Regions from separate parts of the Homo sapiens genome. Here all the other regions are linked to region 2. Evidence: chromatin contacts called from ENCODE Hi-C or POLR2A ChIA-PET data. All regions are on one chromosome and are shown on one strand. The core of a region is the stretch at or near the end of the contact, and the rest is flanking DNA. Distances in the headings are between cores, read along the strand shown. Region 1 overlaps CHCHD6 (coiled-coil-helix-coiled-coil-helix domain containing 6). Region 2 overlaps CHCHD6 (coiled-coil-helix-coiled-coil-helix domain containing 6). Region 3 overlaps CHCHD6 (coiled-coil-helix-coiled-coil-helix domain containing 6).

Evidence for each region. Hi-C counts contacts between places; a loop is a spot of excess contacts on that map. ChIA-PET counts read pairs that join two places held with the same protein, here RNA polymerase II (POLR2A). Pooled maps may share reads with other maps.
Region 1: a loop to region 2 is called in a map of Caco-2, with 4 times the contacts of the local background. The contact joins two enhancer-like sites. A Hi-C loop is called at or near these places in 3 of 168 maps with a recorded cell type or tissue (Caco-2, Calu3 and ascending aorta), 1 of 37 single-sample maps with no recorded cell type and 6 of 50 pooled maps. POLR2A ChIA-PET finds 5 or more read pairs at or near these places in 5 of 52 experiments (H1, PC-9, Panc1 and 2 more).
Region 3: a loop to region 2 is called in a map of psoas muscle, with 2.3 times the contacts of the local background. The contact joins two enhancer-like sites. A Hi-C loop is called at or near these places in 2 of 168 maps with a recorded cell type or tissue (Caco-2 and psoas muscle) and 4 of 50 pooled maps. POLR2A ChIA-PET finds 5 or more read pairs at or near these places in 1 of 52 experiments (MCF 10A).

The regions. Positions count from the first base shown.
Region 1 is chr3:126,930,941-126,933,961 of GRCh38, reverse strand. All of the region lies in intron 6 of CHCHD6 (coiled-coil-helix-coiled-coil-helix domain containing 6), which reads right to left. Among named protein-coding and RNA genes, the nearest start is that of PLXNA1, 51 kb to the left of the region's middle. Within about 2 kb of position 1,366, at least 3 of the 41 ENCODE cell types and tissues checked have a DNase peak (open chromatin) inside an H3K27ac peak, as active enhancers do.
Region 2 is chr3:126,750,984-126,754,068 of GRCh38, reverse strand. The region is part of intron 4 of CHCHD6 (coiled-coil-helix-coiled-coil-helix domain containing 6); the gene reads right to left. Among named protein-coding and RNA genes, the nearest start is that of CHCHD6, 48 kb to the right of the region's middle. RefSeq lists enhancers at 1,436-1,535, 1,509-1,803, 1,569-1,863, 1,616-2,253, 2,892-3,085. Within about 2 kb of position 1,653, at least 5 of the 41 ENCODE cell types and tissues checked have a DNase peak (open chromatin) inside an H3K27ac peak, as active enhancers do.
Region 3 is chr3:126,894,221-126,897,114 of GRCh38, reverse strand. The region is part of intron 5 of CHCHD6 (coiled-coil-helix-coiled-coil-helix domain containing 6); the gene reads right to left. Among named protein-coding and RNA genes, the nearest start is that of PLXNA1, 87 kb to the left of the region's middle. Within about 2 kb of position 1,379, at least 6 of the 41 ENCODE cell types and tissues checked have a DNase peak (open chromatin) inside an H3K27ac peak, as active enhancers do.

The DNA.
Region 1 (3,021 bases), core at 117-2,616, 180 kb before region 2:
CGAGTGTGAGAGTGCATGAATGCATGCATGTGTGAGAGAGACAGTATGTGTGGAGAAGGGGGTATTTTGATGCTGCAATCAGTTTTCACTGGCTTGTATGTTAAAGATAAATAAAAACATCAAATTTTCTAAAGATGATTTTATTCACTCCTTATAGAAGTTTTAAAAAACATGAAGTGTGAATGAAGAATTGATGTGGTTTGGATATTTCAGTCTCCAAATCTCATGTTGAAATGTGACTCCCCAGTGTTGGAGGTGGGTCTGGTGGGAGGTGTCTGGGTCATAGGGGTCGGGGTCCCTCATGAATGGCTTGGTGCCCTCCCCATGGTAATGAGCGAATAATGAGAGTTGATTATTTAAAAGAGCCTGGCATCTCTCTTGCTCTGTCTTTTGCCAGGTGACACACCGGCTCCTTCTTTGCCTTCCTCCATAATTGTAAGCTTCCTGAGGCCTCCCCAGAAGCTGAGAAGATGCTGGTTTCAGGCCTGTACAGCCTGTAGGACCATGAGCCAAATAAACCTCTTTTCTTTATAAATTACCCAGCCTCAAGTATTCCTTTACAGCAATGCAAATGGATAATACAAGAATATTGAGATGAAATTTAACTTGCCACCAAAAGCTTCCTGAGCCATTCATTCATCTCACTCCTGGAAATGGTAGGAAATGAGGGTTGAGGACCCAGCCTACCAGAGAAGCCTTGGGGAACAAACGACCCCTACAGCACAAGTATAAGGGGAGGTTGTACCAGGCTTCGGAGAGGCAAGAAGAGGGGCCTATGGAAGCAGGTAGGGCTTCCATTCCAGAAGGGTCTTAGAGACTCTGTGGTCCAACTATGTCATGACATAGATGAAGAGATGAGGCTCACAGTGTGAGGTGACTTTTCAGAACCGTGGGTCAGTCCAGTAATAGCACAGACATGATCTCACTCTCCAGACACCCCTCCCTCCCGGACCCCAGGCTCCCTCAGCAGTCACCCAGAGCCTCACCCCACCCCACAAGGACCATGCTCCTTTCAGAAGCAGTAAACAACAATCTTCAAATAGGGCAACCTAGGACCCTCAGCCCAGCGGCAGCCAGGGCTGCTGCTAAATAACATCCAGAGAAGCCCCGCCTGCCCTGGGCCTGCTCAGCAAACGGACAGGGAGGCTCCAAGGGCCCTTCTTGCGCCCGTGCACTGAGTGTGCCCAGCTGTGTCAGCCCGATCTGGTCACTGGGCACATGTGCCATTCTGCCATGCCAGCAAGGCAGCAGGAAGGCATGTGCCAGCCTGAGGAGCCAGTGCCAGTGCCAACCCTTAAGCCACAAGGACAGCCCTCCTTCCTGCGGGAAGGGCTCAGGCTCTCTGCAGGGCTGCTGGTCGCCCACCACAGGCTCTCTGGACTCAAGGCTCAGGATGACGTTCTCTGGGCCCTAACTCTGGGAAGAAGCGGGGTGGGGGAAGGCCTCCTCACCAGAGGAAAAAGTAACAGATCTCTTTGAGGCAGTTCAGAAGTCAGGATGGATTTAGAGGCTTTCCCTGGGGGGATTTCCTGGGGAAGTGATTAATTTGCTGGCTGGAATACATTCAGTTTGGCAGTTGATCTAAACTCCAGGACTCATAGCAATCACTTAGGAGTTTGTTTACATGGCAGATTCCAAGGGCCTCGCTTGGGGTGGGGCCCAGGACTCTATTCCATGATTCTGAGGCAAGTGGTCTATGGGCCACCACAAACCAGGGTCACAGCACACTGGCACAGGCAGATCTGCAAAGCGTGGTGTTATCAGGGCTACCGAGAGGTGCTACGGGCAGCAGGGCATGGTGAAGGCTCTGAAGCCCCTCTCTCCTCTAAAAGAAGACAACAAGAGGAATGCACATCTCACTGGAGCCTCCGTGCTCTTAGATAAACATCCGCCTCAGTGATTCTGAACTTCGGGTGCCTGCAGGGTGAAACCTGTGTGCCTGGCTGAGGACAAGAAGGACCAGGCCCTGAATCCTGGCTCTGCCGCTTCCAGCCCAGCAACTTAGGATGCGTCAGCCTAGCTGAGCCTCACTTCCTCATCACAAAAATGGGGTGAGGGCTCCCCGTCCCAGGCGGGTTTAAGTGAGATGAGATGAGACGAGCCTTTCTGTTGTGAACAGTTTGTCCTGGCCCCTCTTTTCAAGTGCAGAATACACCAGGGGCCTGTAAGCTGGTATTTTGGAGTAAACACTATTGACTAAGATACCAATTCTCCTGGTAATCAGCTTGGAACAGAGGACTAAGAAGGGGAGCTTAGAAAGGTCCCAAGGTGGGTAACTAACTGGGAGGTATGTATGTCAAGGGGCACTAAGAAGAAAGGGGAGTGTTTGGCATGTCTACCTAAAATGACCTGGGGGGCAGACTCAGGTAGCTGCCTGAGGTGAAAGAGCCCAAAGTCAAAGTTTACCGGCTCCTCAAGCTGCCCTGGGCTCCGTGTCAGTCGCAGGGCCACACTGTGAGGAGCACAGACCGTGTAAACAGGGCCATAACAGGGAGCAGGCTGCCCTGCAGCAGCCTCACCAAGACCAGGGACTGGCGGATGAGGCTGGGTCGGCTCTGCAGAAGCAGGCAACCCAGCAAGCACATCCCACCAGCCTGTGCTGGGCCCAGGAGGGGAAGGAAAGGCCTGCTGCGAATTCCACCTTCATGTGCTGAACCTCAACTAAACCAACAAAAGGAAAAAGGGCACTCCCTGCCCCTGGTCCCTGGGAAACCCAAGGCTGACTCCACAAAGAACCTCAACTCTTTCCATGGGAAGGTAGGTGGAGGGTGTCCCCAGGGGTGCGGCCAGTCAGGGCTTTGGGTGCTGGGCAGTGACGGTGGGAAGCAAAGCCTCATGTTTCCCTTGGCGCCCTGCTCCACCAAGGCCTGCCCCCACAGAGCAGGAAGAGAGCCGGCCGCCCCAGGACTTTCTGATGACAGGGCAGCCAGTCTGGGCAGCAGTAGGGAGTGCAGCGGGACGGGAAGACCTCACTGTAGACACTCCAGGCTGGGGGCCTTTGGCAGATAGGAAGAGATGGGC
Region 2 (3,085 bases), core at 404-2,903:
AAACCAGAGATTACAGATCAGGGTAACAGGGATGTCAATGCTGCTGGGACTCTAAGGAAGCATGTGAATAATTCTAACAGGATCCCCCGCCTCCACATGGAATTTATACACCACCTTCCCAATAAACACTCAAGCCTGGCAATCCCTTTCCTCTCCACCCCTCTCAGGAAAAGCAGGTACTGCTGAGCTTCTCCAGGCCACGTGCTGGTACCTCTCAGGTAGTACTACTTCCAGCAAGGCTCAGCATGTGCCCACCACAGCCCTTGGTGCCCACTGCCACCCAGACTCGTGCTGGAGCACTGCAGCCCAGAGAGCAGGAAGAACCAAACCCGTGGGCCCTCTCTTCACCCACTGCTGCAGAAAGGCAGCCCACGAAACTCTGGGCAATGCGCCTGTACACCAGAGAGAGAGACAGGGGCAAGGGCAGATGAAGAGAAGCAAGAAGAGAGGCAGGACACTGATCTTTATCTGGGAAGAGAATGCTAGCCAAGGTCCCAATAAGGTTGAGACAAACTCTCTGCTGATGCCACTTCTACAGAGGCCCCGTCCAATGTTTACAGAGAACTCCACCCCAAGGCCGGTCTACAAGCCGCAGCTATGGCAGGCATGCAGGCGGGCTGCAGCATGCTCCTGGAATGTCTTTGGAATGATCTGCACCCAGCTACGAGTGCCTCAGTGCCCCTCCTCCTCAGCCTCCAGGTGGGCAAAAGGACGGCACAGCTCCTGCTGCCGAACCTTGACTTCTTCACAGAAACAAGCAAGCATGACCATATCCAGATGCCAACTTGAGGTTCCTTCATGCAACGGCTGCTTGCCATGGGAAGTCCAAGCCACTGATATGTTAGCTGTTTGCTCCATGTGCCTTCCCTGGGCCCTGAAAAAATCCCCTTGGCTGCCAAAATCGTGTGACAGTCCATCCGCCCCCAAGAAAGTCAGAATCTGCTTGTTTTACAAAAAGCAGCCAAGGAAAAGGCGCTTGAAGGGTGCCACCAGCTACCAAGAGAAGGACTAGTGCAAGGAATCCTCCTATCCCCCGCCCCTCTGCCAGCTGGGGAAGCAGTCCACAGACACAGTTCTTAATTTGGCCTTAACCTCGGGTACCTGGCAATGACAAACAATGTGACTTACGAGGTCTAGGAACAAAGTAGCTGGGGTTGAGGAGTCAATGCCCCAGCCCAGCCCATCATAAAACCCCAATATTTCTCCTTCCTCATCTAATCCCAACTGCTCCTTCTTTACATTTTTCTGGATCCAAGCCAAGCCATCAGTAACTTTCTGGATGAGGAGGAGAACAGGGTGAGAGAAAAGCGGGCCCTTCCTCAGCAAGCCGCGCTAAAGGGGCAGGGAGAACGAACGGGATGCTAAGTCCCCACAGGGCAGTACAAACCTGGTCAACCTGTCCCCCAGGGCAGCCACAACAAAGGGAGGTCAGATAACACTAAAAAGCCAGGTCTCCCAACAAAAAGAGGGCAGGAGATGAAAGATCAGGCCTTGGGTAGAGGGCCTTTCAGCCTCCTCAGCTAGATTTAATCAGTCTCAAAGCTACCAGGTTACAGGCCCTCAGAGGATGACATCGGGGGAAGGGGCCTTCTCCCCACCCTGCCCAAGGCCTTCTCCCAGCACGCCTGTTCTTCCAGCCAACAAGTGGCCCAGGCCTGCCACCTAGTGGGCTCCGCTCACACACCACAGGAAGAGACCGGATCCCAGAAGAGGGGCTGCTGTGACCAGAGTCCTGCCAACAGTTCCAGGACTTCATTCACAAGGCACAGTGGGGTTCTCTCTGGCTGTGGCAACAACCAAAACTGCTGGAGAAAACCGTTTCCCAGGGACCAGTGACAAATGAAAAATAGGAAGGAGTGAGCTGCATTCTCAGAGCCTGGCCTTCTTCCCCACCTTTTCTAAGCCCAAACAGCTCCTGCACCCAGAGCCTGTCCCCAGTGAAGCACAGGATATGCGTGGGACAGGAATGCCAATTTCAAAATGCTAGTCCTAGAGTGCCCCTACTCACACACACAGGTTCTAAGCTCTGGCCTCATCCTAAGACTCTGGCCTAAAAGCTGTGATTTTTAAACGGCCATTAGATGAGTGAATTTTACTATGCATGAGGCCGTGTCCCAGAGGTGGACAGGGTACAAGGCTTTGGAGGGGCATAACTGGTAAACCTCAGAGGGCAGTACAGGCACATTCCATGTGCTGTGCACCTGGTGCTGCTCTAAGCTTGTCCCTTATCTCAAGAAGTCTTATGACTATCCAGGGAGGAGGCAGGATCACCAGCAGGGACAACAGAGGATTCAGTGCCCTGCTCAGGGAGCACAACTGGGAAGCAGGATTCGACCCCAGGCAACCCGGCTCCTGAATTCACACCATGCTGCGGCAGCCTCCAATCCTAGCTGCTAGACATAACAAAAGAAGAATAAATAAAAAACTCACACTCTAAAACCCTAAAAACCCAGGTCTGCTCTGGCTAGAGGGCCCCAGCAAAGGAGCAGAATCTGGGCTACCCTAGAGGATAAGATAAAAATCAAGTTAGGGCAATGCAGGCGCTTTTTTTTTTTTTTTTTTTTTGAGACAGGGTCTCACTCTGTCACCTAGGCTAGAGTGCAGTGTGACATGATCTCGGCTCACTGCAACCTCGACCTCCAAGGCTCAAGCAATTCTCGTGCCTCAGCTTCCCCAGTAGCTGGGACCACAGGTGTACACCATCACGCCTGGCTAATTTTTGTATTTTTTGTAGAGACAGGGTTTTGCCATGTTGCCCAGGCTGGTCTCGAACTTCTGGCCTCAAGCAATCGGCCCACCTCTGCCTCCCAAAGTGCTGGAATTACAGGCATGAGCTACCACACATGGTGGCAAATTCTTATTAGTGAGAAAAAGAACTGCCTTCAAAGAAGTGCAACCAGAGGCCCAGAGAAAAAAAAAAAATAACAGTCCCCCAGAGGCCCGGCAAGGCCTGAACACAAAAGAAAAACATACATTCCTTTTCAGCCCTACCGGTGGTGACTCCAGGGAAAGCCAGAGAGCAAGAAAGATGAGAAGCCTTAGACCACCGTTCCTCTCCCTCCTACCCTTCCAGATCCTCAAGAGG
Region 3 (2,894 bases), core at 130-2,629, 140 kb before region 2:
CCACACATCAGGGCCCCACACTGATGCTCTGCCCCTCATCCCTTCCCTTCAGCTCCCATCCAACTCTCCACACCTCATCCATGTTGGAGAGTCTATGCTGATGCACTCTGGGAGGTTAAGGTCCTCACTGGTAACCTGGACTACAGCAGTAGGAGGTGTTCATTCAAACTGAAAGGATGGGACAGGGAAAATGCAGGAAAGCAAGGGCCTGGGAAAGAAGTCTTAGGAGGTGAGGGCCCACCTCCACCACTCACTGTTTCCCTCTCCAGCCCCCATGTCTCCTCTGCGCTCCAGCTGGCTGGACTGGAGCAGCACCCACGAGTCCATATCCCCTTCGAGGGTCTGCTAGCCCACTCCTGCCCCTCCAGAGGTTGACATCTAGGGAAGCATGTCTCATATGAGAAGCCCCTGAACTCATTCCAGCTGATCTGATCACAGGGCAGCAGATCTACAGCCGGGTTGATCAGGTATGAGAAGAAGAGCTGGGCCAAGCAGATTTCCTTTGGGAATAAACCAAGAAGTGAGTGGCCAGTTGGCAATGGAGGTAATGCAAGAGGAAGTCATTAGGGTGGATTGAGGTCCACCAAAGATGAAAGGAACTCTGAGAGACCAGAAAAAGCAGATGGGCTATGTGGAGACTGGGCAGCAGGGAGCAAATACAGCTAAGCATAGAGCAGGCAGAGACCTGGCCAGGAGCTGACCAGAGCCCTGTCACCTCCTGGTTCTGGGCTATGTACATCTTTAAGATAAAGTTCATTTTATTGAGAAGACTACCCCAATCTAACTAAAGTACTTTTTGACAAAGTCCCAAAGAGCAGAGGAGAGAGAACATATGCCCTCCAGGGTGTAGGGGTTAAAGCTTGAAGTTGCCCAAGGCAAGGGAAGATAAAATTGCTTTGAAATTGCGTGTTTTATCTTGAAAAGTAACTTGACTTTTCCATGCTATTTCATAATATCAGTGTTTGCTTTAATATAAAAATAGCATCTCTCTCCTCAAAGCTTCATGTAAAACTGACATTCCAGGAAGATGTGCCCTTCCTAGGCTGTGGTTTCATATATTCCACCCTGGCAAATGAATAGGCAACCCTGGGGGCACAGAGACCCCGGGGTGGGACTTGCTGAGCTAGAACATCTCTCAGGGCCCTCCCAGCTCTCACTAGCACACCATAAGCCAGAGGCTTGGCAGTGAATAAACACCCTGTCCTTCGGTGCAGCAGAGGCAAGAGGTCCCATCTCTGACCCATCTTCTGTGTGGCAATCAGGCAGCTGCTGCCCTAAGGCCTTTCAGAAGGCTTTCACTCATGCCTATTCCTACCAACCTAAGTCACATGGCAGGATGCCAGAAGCAACTGGAAGGGGTGGGGGATGGGGTCAGCAAATACAGCAAAGGAACAAGTTTGGGGCCAGCAGGAGTCACACCCTCCTGCAACCAGCTCTGTTTCCATGCCTAAAAATAACTACAAAGGGACAAATACAAAATCTAGCAATTTCTAGGAAAACACTTGCTCTCCAAATAATGGGTGTTTGGCTCTGTTGCTCAAGACAGAGGGCCTTTCATGGGAACTTGAACACAAATTTCTACTGGCCCAAATGACATTTCCACCCAAGTATCTTGTGAACTCAACTTTAATGTGTGCAGAGGGCTATCATTTCCTCTCTCCAGTCCTCCCTCTTTTCTCCTGCTGCAAATAGCCCAGAATGATGGACACAGACGCTGCTGCTGATGAAATGCAGCCAGCCGGTAATGGTCATTCCTATCTGTCACCCCAGCACCCAGCCCCTCATGAAGCTCTTCCTTCTAAATAGCTCTCAGAGGAATCCTTTCCTTCCGCTAACTCACTGTGCCCTCCGGCAAGTCACCTCACCATTCCGGGTTCTAGCAAAATGAGGCAATTAGATCACATTGATTTGAAGGTTCCTTCCAGCTTGAAGAATCTACGATTTTAGCTATGCAACCATTAACAAGAATGAGAAAGGTTTATATATACAACAGAGAAAGAACTGCAAGATATCTTATTAAGGTGAAAAAAGCAAGCTGCAGAACAATATCGTGTGATTCCATTTGGGTAAAGTATATGCTTGAATATGCATTACAAATTTCTGAAAGGATAAGTAAGAAAGTGTTAATAGTGGCTACTCTCTGGTGAGTGGGATAAGGGGTTGGCAGAAAAGAGGTGTTCAATTTTGCATTGACTTAAATGTTTTACCATGTGCATATGTGGCTCTTTAAATTACATGAAGTGGTAAATGGAAAGCACCTTTTGTTGCACATGTCTTTGCAGTGCCTCCAGATCTCTCCTGCTGTCGCACATGCTGGAAGGACAACTGCAGTGCTGCTCCTGCTGCAGCTGTATGGCCCAGTCTGTGATCCCTCCAGACCTCCTTTATGTGCCCAACACCACCCCTTCACCAGCCTCCTGCTCCGTCTGCTGGGTGCTCACACTCAGTCTGCCTCCCACCGTGATGGGTGTGTGCTCACACTGGCTGGATGGCCTGTTGGGTGTCCTGGGCGGTGCTGAGGGTTGAGCACACACAGAGGAAGAAATGGGCCCTGCCCCTGAGAAGCAACTAGTCTGGAACAGAACTCCTCTCCCCTACCTCTTCCTGTCTTCCAAATGCTGCTCCCATCCATCCTGTTCCTTGCACAATAGCATCCTGCATTCCCTGCCCCTTTCTCCCTATGTTTAATGTCTGTCCTTTGTCTTGGAAAGGCCTGAGTTCTTCATGAGCCTCAAGTGGCCCCAAAGAACAGAGAAGCTGCTTCACAAAAAAGACCATGGACTTCATTTCCACAGACCCTTGTGGGCCCTCAGGAGAACCGTGGGCTCCTGGCTAACATAGAGGAAGGACCAGCCCCCAAGGGGCAGCACGTCACTTCTTTGAGCCTTCACTGC